2 separate regions of the Homo sapiens genome follow, and region 2 is linked to region 1. Evidence: chromatin loops called from intact Hi-C (ENCODE). Cell type or tissue: breast epithelium. All regions are shown on one strand.

Region 1 (5,000 bases):
CCTTGAAACAAAGTTTTTTTCTTTTAGCTGTCAGGATACTATGCACTCATGGTTCTCCTCCAGCCTCTTTGGGCTGCTTTCTCTCAGTCTCCTTTGTGACTCTTCTGTTGCCCCAAGGTTCCCTCCTAAGCTCTCTTCTGAGCCCACTCCCCATTTTCTCCTGAAGCCTTGTCCAGGTCTGTAGCTTAAATCACCAGCTCTTTTGATGGCTCCCAAATCTATCCTTAACCTAGTTCTCACTCCCCATCTTAAGACTGTGGTTTTGACTGCTTCTGGGAAATTTCCATTTGGAAACATTTCAAAGTCACCCTGTCAAAAATTAGACTCATTATTTTCCTATCACCTCCTCTGAAATCTCGCTTATTTTTCTGTGTTCTCCCATCTCTATGAAGGACACCACCATCCATTCAGTTGGTGTCATGGAAGCCTTGTCTCCTTCCTCTCCCTCATGTCCATATCTGGGAAATTGCCAAACACTGTTGATTTACCTTTCTCATCTCTCTCTACTGTGTCCTCCTCGCTTCATGCTGGGTGCCATTGCTGTAGGTAAGCCCCCATCATTTCATGCTTGGATTGCTACAGCATTCTTTAAGTGCTTCTCATTGCAGATTTTTCTTTTTAATTATGGAAAAAAATAATATGTACAAAAAGGAATAAAAAATACTCTAACAGATGCCCACATATGTTCCGCCCAGCTTAAAACTTTACCAGTGCAATTGAAATCTCTTGTGTTTTCCTACTCTGATTTTATCCTCAGGGTAGATAATATTATATCTTAATGTTTTTTTTTGAGACAGAGTTTTGCTCTTATTGCCCAGGCTGGAGTGCAATGGCACGATATTGGCTCACTGCAACCTCTGCCTCCTGGGTTCAAGCGATTCTCCTGCCTCAGCCTCCCGAGTAGCTGGGATTATAGGCATGTGCCACCATGCCCAGTTAATTTTGTATTTTTAGTAGAGACAGGGTTTCTCCATGTTGGTCAGGCTGGTCTCAAACTCCCGTCCTCAGGTGATCTGCCCGCCTTGGCCTCCCAAAGTGCTGGGATTACAGGTGTTAGTCACTGTGCCTGGCCTTATATCTTAAATTTGATAGTTATGTTTACTATATGCGTATAGCATGTGTGTATAAGTGCTTTTTCTATAAGGATAATATCATACTAAGACCTATCTATAATTCCATATTGCACAAATCCAAACTCTTCTTTATTTAGAAAATGTTTTCCTTGGCTGGGTGCAGTGGCTCACACCTGTAATTCCAGCACTTTGGGAGGCCAAGGTGGGTGGACCACCTGAGGTCGGGAGTTCGAGACCAGCCTGACCAACATGGAGAAACTGTGTCTCTACTAAAAATACAAAGTGAGCCGGGCCTAGTGGCGCATGCGTGTAATCCCAGCTACTTGGGAGGCTGAGGCAGGAGAATTGCTTGAACCTAGGAGGCGGAGGTTGCGGTGAGCAGAGCTTGCGCCATTGCACTCTAGCCTGGGCAACAAGAGTGAAACTCCATCTCAAAAAAAAAAAAAAAAAAAAAAAGGAAAAAAGAAAATGTTTTCCTTGTCCCTTGTCTTAAGGTTCTTTATTAATTTTCTCTAGAAATCATTGATTCCTTTGATTTGCAAAAACAGATCATTTTTTCTATATGTGAGGTCATCTTTTGTTAGATATTTAACTATTGCTTCTGCTCATTTGATTTTTTTTCCCTTTTTATTAACTTGTTTAAGGTACTATGAGCAAATAATAAGTGTGAGCTTGATAAATTTGTGCATATGTATATCCAGGTCAACCACTGCCCAGAGAGATGTGGAGCATCTTCAGCACCCCAGAAATCCCTTTTCCCTTCCTGTTCAAAGTCAGCACCCTCTCTCATTTTTTGATCTCTATCACCATTGACTAGTTTTGCAGTTTTGGATTTCATATAAATAGAATCACACAGTATGTACTCTTTTGTGTGTAGCTTCTTTCGCTTTGCATTATGTCTGTGTTATACTGTGCAGTAGTTCATCCTTTGTCATTGTTGAGCCTTTAGGCACAAATTCCTTCATGCTGTGTACCTTAATTCTCCATCCCCTTTTGCTCTCCTTCACCATGCCTAGAATTTCATGTTTCAGCCACTCAGAATTACATTAGTTCATTCATGTGCTCTGCTCTTTCTACACTCCAGCCCTCTATGCTTGATGCTTTCTGCCTGAAACACTCCATGGTTCACACACATCCCTGACTACTTGGCCAGTTTGTGCTTCTGTGTCAGGTCTCAGCTGACCATCAGTTGGGAAGTCCCATGTGTCCCATCTAACAAGAGCACCCTGTACGTCAGGCAGTAGACTGTGTGTCACACTGTCTCCTTATTGCATGTTTGCTTATTAGTCATTCTGGAAGCTCAGTAAGGCAGACGCCCTGCTTGTCTTGTTCACAGTCGTATGCCCCTAGCATGGCACTTACTGAAGAGGACACCTATTCTGCACAATTTCTTGAATAAGTGAATGCATAAACATTCCTTCCTTCCTTCCTTCCTTCCTTCCTTCCTTCCTTCCCCTTCCTTCCTTCCTTCCTTCCTTCCTTCCTTCCTTCCTTCCTTCCTTCCTTCCTTCCTTGCTTCCTTCCTTCCTTCCTTCCTTTCTTTCTTTCTTTCTTTCTTTCTTTCTTTCTTTCTCTTTCTTTCTTTCTTTCTTTTTTTGTGACAGTCTCACTTTGTTGCCCAGGCTGGAGGGCCGTGGCATGATCTCGGCTCACTGCAACCTCTGCTTCCCAGGTTCAAACAATTCTCGTGCCTCAGCCTCCCGAGAAGCTGGGATTACAGGCGTGCGCCATCACACCTGGCTAATTTTTGTATTTTTGGTGCAAAAGGGGTTTCACCATGTTTGCCAGGCTGGTCTTGATCTCCCGACCTCAGGTGATTCGCCTGCCTCGGCCTCCCAAAGGGCTGGGATTACAGGCATGTGCCACCGAGCCTAGCCCGAACATTTCTTTTTCTTTTTTGAGACGGCTTCTCGCTCTGTCGCCCAGTCTGGAGTACAGTGGCGCTATCTCTTGGTTCACTGCAAGCTCCGCCTCCCGGGTTTACGCCATTCTCCTGCCTCAGCCTCCCGAGTAGCTGGGACTACAGGCGCCTGCCACCGCGCCCGGCTAATTTTTTGTATTTTTACTAGAGACGGGGTTTCACCTTGTTAGCTAGGGTGGTCTCAATCTCCTGACCTCGTGATCCGCCCGCCTCGGTCTCCCAGAGTCCTGGGATTACAGGCGTGAGCCACCGCTCCCGACCCCTGGCCCAAACATTTCTTTAGGATTCATATTAACTACCTGTCTGAACTGGAGTTAATATTAAGATAGGTGTCCTAGCATAAAATTATAAAAATTTAGATCGGGCTCGGTGGCTAATGCCTGTAATCCCAGCACTTTGGGAGGCCAAGGTGGGTGGTTCACCTGAGGTCAGGAACTTGAGACCAGCCTGACCAACATGGTGAAACTCTGTCTTTACTAAAAATACAAAATTAGCCGGGCGTGGTGGCACATGCCTGTAATCCCAGCTACTTGGGAGGCTGAGACAGGAGAATCGCATGAACCCGGGAGCAGATGTTGCAGTGAGCCGAGATCGCGCCACTGCACTCCAGCCTGGGTAGCAAGAGTGAAATTGTGTCTCAAAAAAAAAAAAATTATAAAAATTTGATAAACACTTAAAAACCACCACCACCCCAGGTTATTCTTTAACTGGGTTCTTTTCAGTGAAGCATGACTGTGAGTTGTTTCTCTGTCCCTGACAAACAATTTTTATTCAGGATACATGATGAATCACTGTGTAATTATTGCCATTTCTAGTTGCCATAGTGATGGGGGTTTTCATGTATGGGCTGCCTCAAGGCGTCTTGTTCAGAGAAACAGTGGACTGTGTAAATATTGTTTAAAATGAAAAGGTACACAGACATCAATATCTTCTCTAGGCAGGCATGCATTTGATATATGATTCAACCTTTGGGTAGAGGTTGTTTTTTAATCTATTTAAGCATCCGTTTACTCAGTTTTCATTAATACAACTTTCTGAACGTTTATGTGGATCTTTACACACTTGGATGATTAAGGTTACTGATGAAAATATTTCAAATATATATATGAGACAGGATCTCGCTCTGTCTCCCAGGCTGGAGTGCAGTGGTGCGATCTTGGTTCACTGCTGGCCTCAACCTCCCAGGCTCAAGCAGTTCTCCCACCTCAGCCTCCCAAGTAGCTGGGACCACACATGTGCGCCACCACACCTGAGTAATTTTTTTGTATTTTTAGTACAGACGGGGTTTTGCCATGTTGCCCAGGCTGGTCTCAAACTCCTGGACTCAAGTAGTCTGCCTTCCTTGGCCTCCCAAAGTGCTGGGATTACAGGGATAAGCTGCTGTGCCTGGCCAGACTATTTCAAAATCTCTTTTTTTATTTTTTATTTTTTTGGGGGGATGGAGTCTTGCTCTATCGCCCGAACTGGAGTGCAGTGGCACAATCTCAGCTCACTGCAACTTCTGTCTCCTGGGTTTAAGTGACTCTCTTGCCTCAGCCTCTTGAGTAGCCGGAGCTATAAGTGTGTGCCACCACGCCCAGCTGATTTTTTTTATTTTTAGTGGAAACGGGGTTTCACCATGTTGGCCAGGATGGTCTCAAACTCCTGACCTCAAGTGATCCACCTGCCTCGGCCTCCCAAAGTGCTGGGATTACAGGAGTGAGCTACTGCACCCAGCCTCAAAATATCTTTAAAAATTCACTTGGATACTGAAGTTTAGCTTGACAGAAATTCAGAATGTAATGGAAAGATTTTGAAATGTATCTAATTAAGGTGAAAAGCTAGACAGTAGAGGAACTTTGGGTAGGATAAATTAAACTTATATCTATACCTTTTTCGTCCACTAAATATAGTCTCAACTGTTGCCATTGAAATTACTGATGTGGTAGCATGATGGAGTAGTGGATATAAACACAGGCTTGTTTGTCTGGATTGCTCCCATTCCACTTACAGTCTAGTTGATCTTG
Region 2 (5,000 bases), 51 kb after region 1:
GGGTGAGCTTGACTGACCAACTTCATGCAGATTGGGAAAGAAACTAGTCATTGGAACAAGAGCTGAAAGCTCTATGTTTTCTTCATCAGTGCTTCAGATAGAACAGGATATCTGTTTTACCTGAAAATTCCAGTGTCAGAGCCTCTGTCTCTCTCACCCCTGCAGGAGCTAAGACTTAGGTATTATTACTAGTTGTTTGCACTCTAGTATGTAGAAAGAGCCTGAGACCAGATGTTTTTGGGGACATGGGCATATTGGGAAACAAGACTCCAGAAATGGGCATTCCCTCCAGAGGGGACTTGAAATGCAAGCTTTACACAGGTTGTAGGCCAGCCCTATCTCTCACTTCCTTTTTCTACTGCCTCACTACACAACAATGCCTCCATTAATGAAACCTCTGAGGATGAAACTCCTTTACAATGAACATGTTGAGTTAAAACAGAACAACAGCTTCATAAATCATGCTAAACAGTGGTGCAATATATCAAATGGTTGAGCTGCAATATTCCTGCAGATCTATGCACTCAGGGCACAAATCTCTTCAGGCACAGTTTTGATTCATCCCCAAAGCTGCAGGAAAACAGTTTACCCTCTGCTTCCCACCCCTTCAGGTGTTCTGAGACCTCTTGCTTTCTGATCCTCACAATCACAAAATTCACTCAACAATATTACTTATTGAAGGCCCATTAAATAGCAGATAAGGGGATTTTGTGGTTTTACACACACGTGTACACACACACAGAGACATTAAGCAAATATTTCACACTAAAATATCACAAAGCATGATGTGTTGTGAAGAAAAAGAGTAAAATGGTATGAAATTACATAAGAAGGAGGACTGATCAGTTTGATGGGGAGGGAGACATTGGAACATGTACAGAATTCCTAAGGTGGGAAAGAGTTTGGTCTTTTCAAGGAACTAAAAGAAAAGAAAGTACATTTGGCTAGAGAATGACAGGGAGAGGCCCGGTAATTATGCCATGCAGGATCATGGAGAGCTATGGGGTCATGCTAGTGATTCTAGTCTTTATTGTAAAAGCACATGGAAATCCCCAGAAGAGTTCTCAGGAGGAAGGTTATAAGACCAAATGTGCATTTTAAAAGAAAAATTTATTTTATGGAGAACAGATTGGAGGGGAGGAAGAGTGGATTGGAGGAGATAATTAAGAGGCCGAGAAGTAGTTGAGATGAGAGGTAGTGTTGATTTGGACTGGGTGGTGGTAGTAAATATGGAACAAAGTTGATTCTCAGCATATTTAGGGGCAAACTCAATGGCACTTGGGTTGAATAGGAAATGGGTTAAGGAATAGGGAAATATCAGGATCATTCCAAGTGGGTGTATCCTGCTCCATGGCTGGAAATGCCACAAACTGGAATGGATTTGGGACCTGGATTTAGAAGGGAAGGATAATTGTAAATTTAGCATTTCTACAGATTAACTGATTACAATTTGCAAAAAATTCACTTCAGTCTATTTATGTTTAAAACCTTTGAACACTGATCAGAAAGTTGCAGGACCTAATTTCTACTAAAGGAAGTAGGTAGAAAAACATTTGGGAGAAGGGGACCTTGATATTATAACTTCCTCTGCCTTCGAAGAGGGGTCTGATTGCCAGGCATGTTGAGGCACAGGGACAAGGCTGAATTGCTGTGTAACATAAAAGAATGAAAAAGCTGGGGTCTTGAGAGAAAATCCTCAAGACAGTGCATCATGTGAGGTTGGGTCAGAAAAAGCTGGCTCGAGGGGATGCACAGGAGGGTTGGTAGTGGATAAGAGAACTCTGGAGAAGAGAAATGTGGAAAGAGGAGTTGAAATGGTTTCCTCTGAGAAGAGGAGTGCACTGCAGAACCTCTTCCACATCCACCCCCACCCCTTCCATGGATTTTTCTTTGCTCATCATGGAGAGAGCTAAACCTCGAGTTGCATGGAGGCCAGTTGGAAAGTGAACATTCTCAAGGAGACAAAGGTGGGGGTGACCCATGGAGGCAGAGGTCTGTATGTACTTGCCTCCTGGTTCTGTCTGCCCTTTCAGTGCTAGAAGACAAAGAATGGGAAGAAAAGGTAAGGAAAAATATGGAAAGGGAAGGAAGGGTACATAGGCTGTTGTCCTCTGCCCTCTTTTATATTAAAACTATTCTAGGTGGGGGATACTCAATATTACAATAAATTATACTAAGGCAAAGATTAGTGACCTTCAAAAGGAGAACAGCATGTTAAGCCCCTCCTTTCTCTCCCACTTTTTTTGGGCATTCTAGGGGTGAAGTTTGGACATGTGCTGACGTCCATACTTCAGCATTTCTTCTTTGATGAAGAAATGAATATTCATTCATTTCTTCATCAAAAATTTGAGTCCCTTTTCTGTGGTATGTAGGGGCACAAAAATGAGAGATATGATCCCTTTACACATCCTCAGGGAGTTTACCATTTAGTGGTAAGAAAGACAAACAGGCAGAAATAGTGCAATGTGAGCCTTGCTATAATAGGAAATGGGAGAATTAAAGGGGTTTCTGGAGGCTAAGCACTGTAGCTCAGGACTGTAATCCCAGCACTTTGGGAGGCTGAGATGGGAGGATCCCTTGAGCCAGGAATTTGAGACCAGCCTGGGCAACATAGTGAGACCCTGTCTCTACAAAAAAATAATAAAAAAAATTTAGCTAGGCATGGTGGTGTGCACCTGCAGTCCAAACTACTCAGGAGGATGAGGTGGGAGGACCAATTAAGTCCGAGGCTGAGGCTGCAGTGAGCTGTGATTGCCACTGCACTCCAGTCTGGGTGACCAGAGCAAGGCCCTGTCTCAGAAAAAAAAAAAAAAAGAAAGAAAAAGAAAAAGAAAAAAATATAAAAAATAGGGTGGCTTTATTTATTTATTTATTTATTTGGAGATGGAGTCTTGCTCTGTCCCCCAGGCTGCAGTGCAATGCTGGGCTCACTGCAACCTCCACCTCCTGGGTTCAAGCGATTTTCCTACCTCAGCCTCCCGAGTAGCTGGGACTACAGGTGTGCACCACTACGCTCAGCTAATTTTTGTATTTTTAGTAGAGACAGGGTTTTGCCATGTTTGCCAGGCTTGTCTTGAACTCCTGACCTCAGCTGATCCGCCCACCTCCGCCTCCCAAAGTGCTCGGATTACAGGTGTGAGCCACCGCATCCTGCCTAAGGGGTGGCTTCTGAATCAGCCTGGGAGATTTTGCAGGAATGCTTTCCCTAAGAAGTGAGACTTGAAAGAATATGAGTTTTCTTAGCAGAAAATGATGGGGTGAGAGGGGGTTATACTATAACTTTTGGAAGCCAAAAAAAATTTTTTTTTGAATGGGGCTGATTTAAGCAGAAACTCATAGGAACTTACTGGAAGGATACTGAATAGTTTGTAGAATTGCCAAGAAGGCTGCAAAATCACTTTTGGAAAGTAGAACAGGAGTAAGTTAGGGTAGGCAGAGTCCAAGATCACAGCAGAATGACGCCACAAAATTAGTCTCGTGCAGACCCTACTGTTCCGTTGCTGAACAGCTGTAAACTCCAGTTGCAGCTCTGGCCCTGGCAATCCCTGTGAGTGCCATTGTTGCCTCTGCCCACTGCAAGGGTGGATTTCTATCCTACCTGCTTTTTGTATTATTAATAATAGCTCTTGATTGAAAGTTGGAGATGGGCACATCTGATTGGCCGAGTCTAGGTCACATGCTGCCTCCTCAGCTGCAAGGGAGGCTGAGACAGCAAGTATGTGACTTTTTCAGCTTCTATGCTGGGAGTGGGGTTGGGAGTGGATTACAGCCTCACACCTAGGTTCAAAAGGAAAGCAAGTGCCCTAAATAAGAAGGGATTTCAAATGCTAGGTAGCCCTCTTCCTCTAGTGAGGGGACAAGGGTGAAGATATTCCAGGTAGTTGCATGTGAACAGTTAAAAAGGCCCAAAGGTATGAGCCAGCATGCAGCACTGGGAGGTCTTCCAATAACTCCAAAGGAGAAGGAGGAGAAGGGTGGGAAGGCCAGAAAGGAAGGCAGGGGACTTGTCTTGAAAGCCCAATGTCTATAAGCTTTGACTTTCCTGTTATAGGACTGTGGTAGACGTAACTGATTTTCACTTAGTACCATCTAATTTTCTTCCTTCCCAATTTCAATTTGGGGAGCAATATACCCAGCTAAACTTCCTCAAGATTCCTTCTAGCTAATGATAGCCATGATACATAGTTTGGGTAAATGAGATATAAAAGAGGGTTCTTGTCTCTCCCCTTCTTGGCTGAATGCATGTGTAAGGTCTGAAGGTATAGCAACCATATTGGGACTATGAGATGAAAAGCTGTATATGCATATTAAAAATGGCAGAGCAGAAAGATGGAAAGAGGCCTGTTTCCTGTTCCATCTGAGAATTTCCTATGCCCAGATTTCTTTGTTCTTTCTTTCTTTTTTAAAAAATGGTGACAAGTGATTATTTATTTGAAAAAATTTCTTGAAACAGTAAGATATGATTTCACGAAGCTACCTTTACAGCTTGGAGAGTACCATTTAGAAATAAAATTGATCATTAATTTGCCTTTTTGATGGAATGTTTTAATTTATAGTTTTGGATTTTGGATATCTCTTCTTGGATTAACTTTTTTTTTTTTTTTTTTTTTGGGATGGAGTTTCACTCTTGTTGCCCAAGCTGGAGTGCAGTGGCACGATCTCGGCTCACCGCAACCTCCGCCTCCCGGTTCAAGCGATTCCTCTGCCTCAGCCTCCTGAGTAGCTGGGATTGCTGGTCCCTGTCCCCACGCCCAGCTAGTTTTCATATTTTTAGTAGAAATGGGGTTTTCACCATGGGGCCAGGCTGGTCTCGAACTCCTGACCTCAGGTGATCCACCCGCCTTGGCCTCCCAAAGTGCTGGGATTACAGGCATGAGCCACTGCGCCCGGCCAGTATTGACATTTTACTATAGTGTCAAGTATTTTTTTAAAATTTTTAAATGGAAACACGTAAGTTATACACTATTTCATTCTCTTGGACACAGGAACGGTATTAATCT

What was found. A loop is a pair of places that touch in the nucleus more often than their neighbours do. Peaks named below come from ENCODE experiments on the same cell type or tissue, not always from the same donor. Only the 100,000 strongest peaks of a DNase experiment are listed, where the experiment ranks them.
Region 2: a loop joins it to region 1, with 21 times the contacts of the local background. A loop is called at or near these places in 2 of 110 quality-filtered maps.

Annotation. Positions count from the first base shown.
Region 1 is chr10:67,817,307-67,822,306 of GRCh38, reverse strand. The region is part of intron 2 of DNAJC12 (DnaJ heat shock protein family (Hsp40) member C12); the gene reads left to right. Among named protein-coding and RNA genes, the nearest start is that of DNAJC12, 18 kb to the left of the region's middle. RefSeq lists an enhancer at 2,921-3,422. In breast epithelium, no CTCF peak of the experiment used is centred here; a DNase peak (open chromatin) is centred at 2,319; H3K27ac peaks cover 1,737 bases.
Region 2 is chr10:67,766,125-67,771,124 of GRCh38, reverse strand. No RefSeq gene overlaps it. Among named protein-coding and RNA genes, the nearest start is that of TRS-TGA1-1, 4.1 kb to the right of the region's middle. RefSeq lists an enhancer at 33-222. In breast epithelium, no CTCF peak of the experiment used is centred here; no DNase peak of the experiment used is centred here.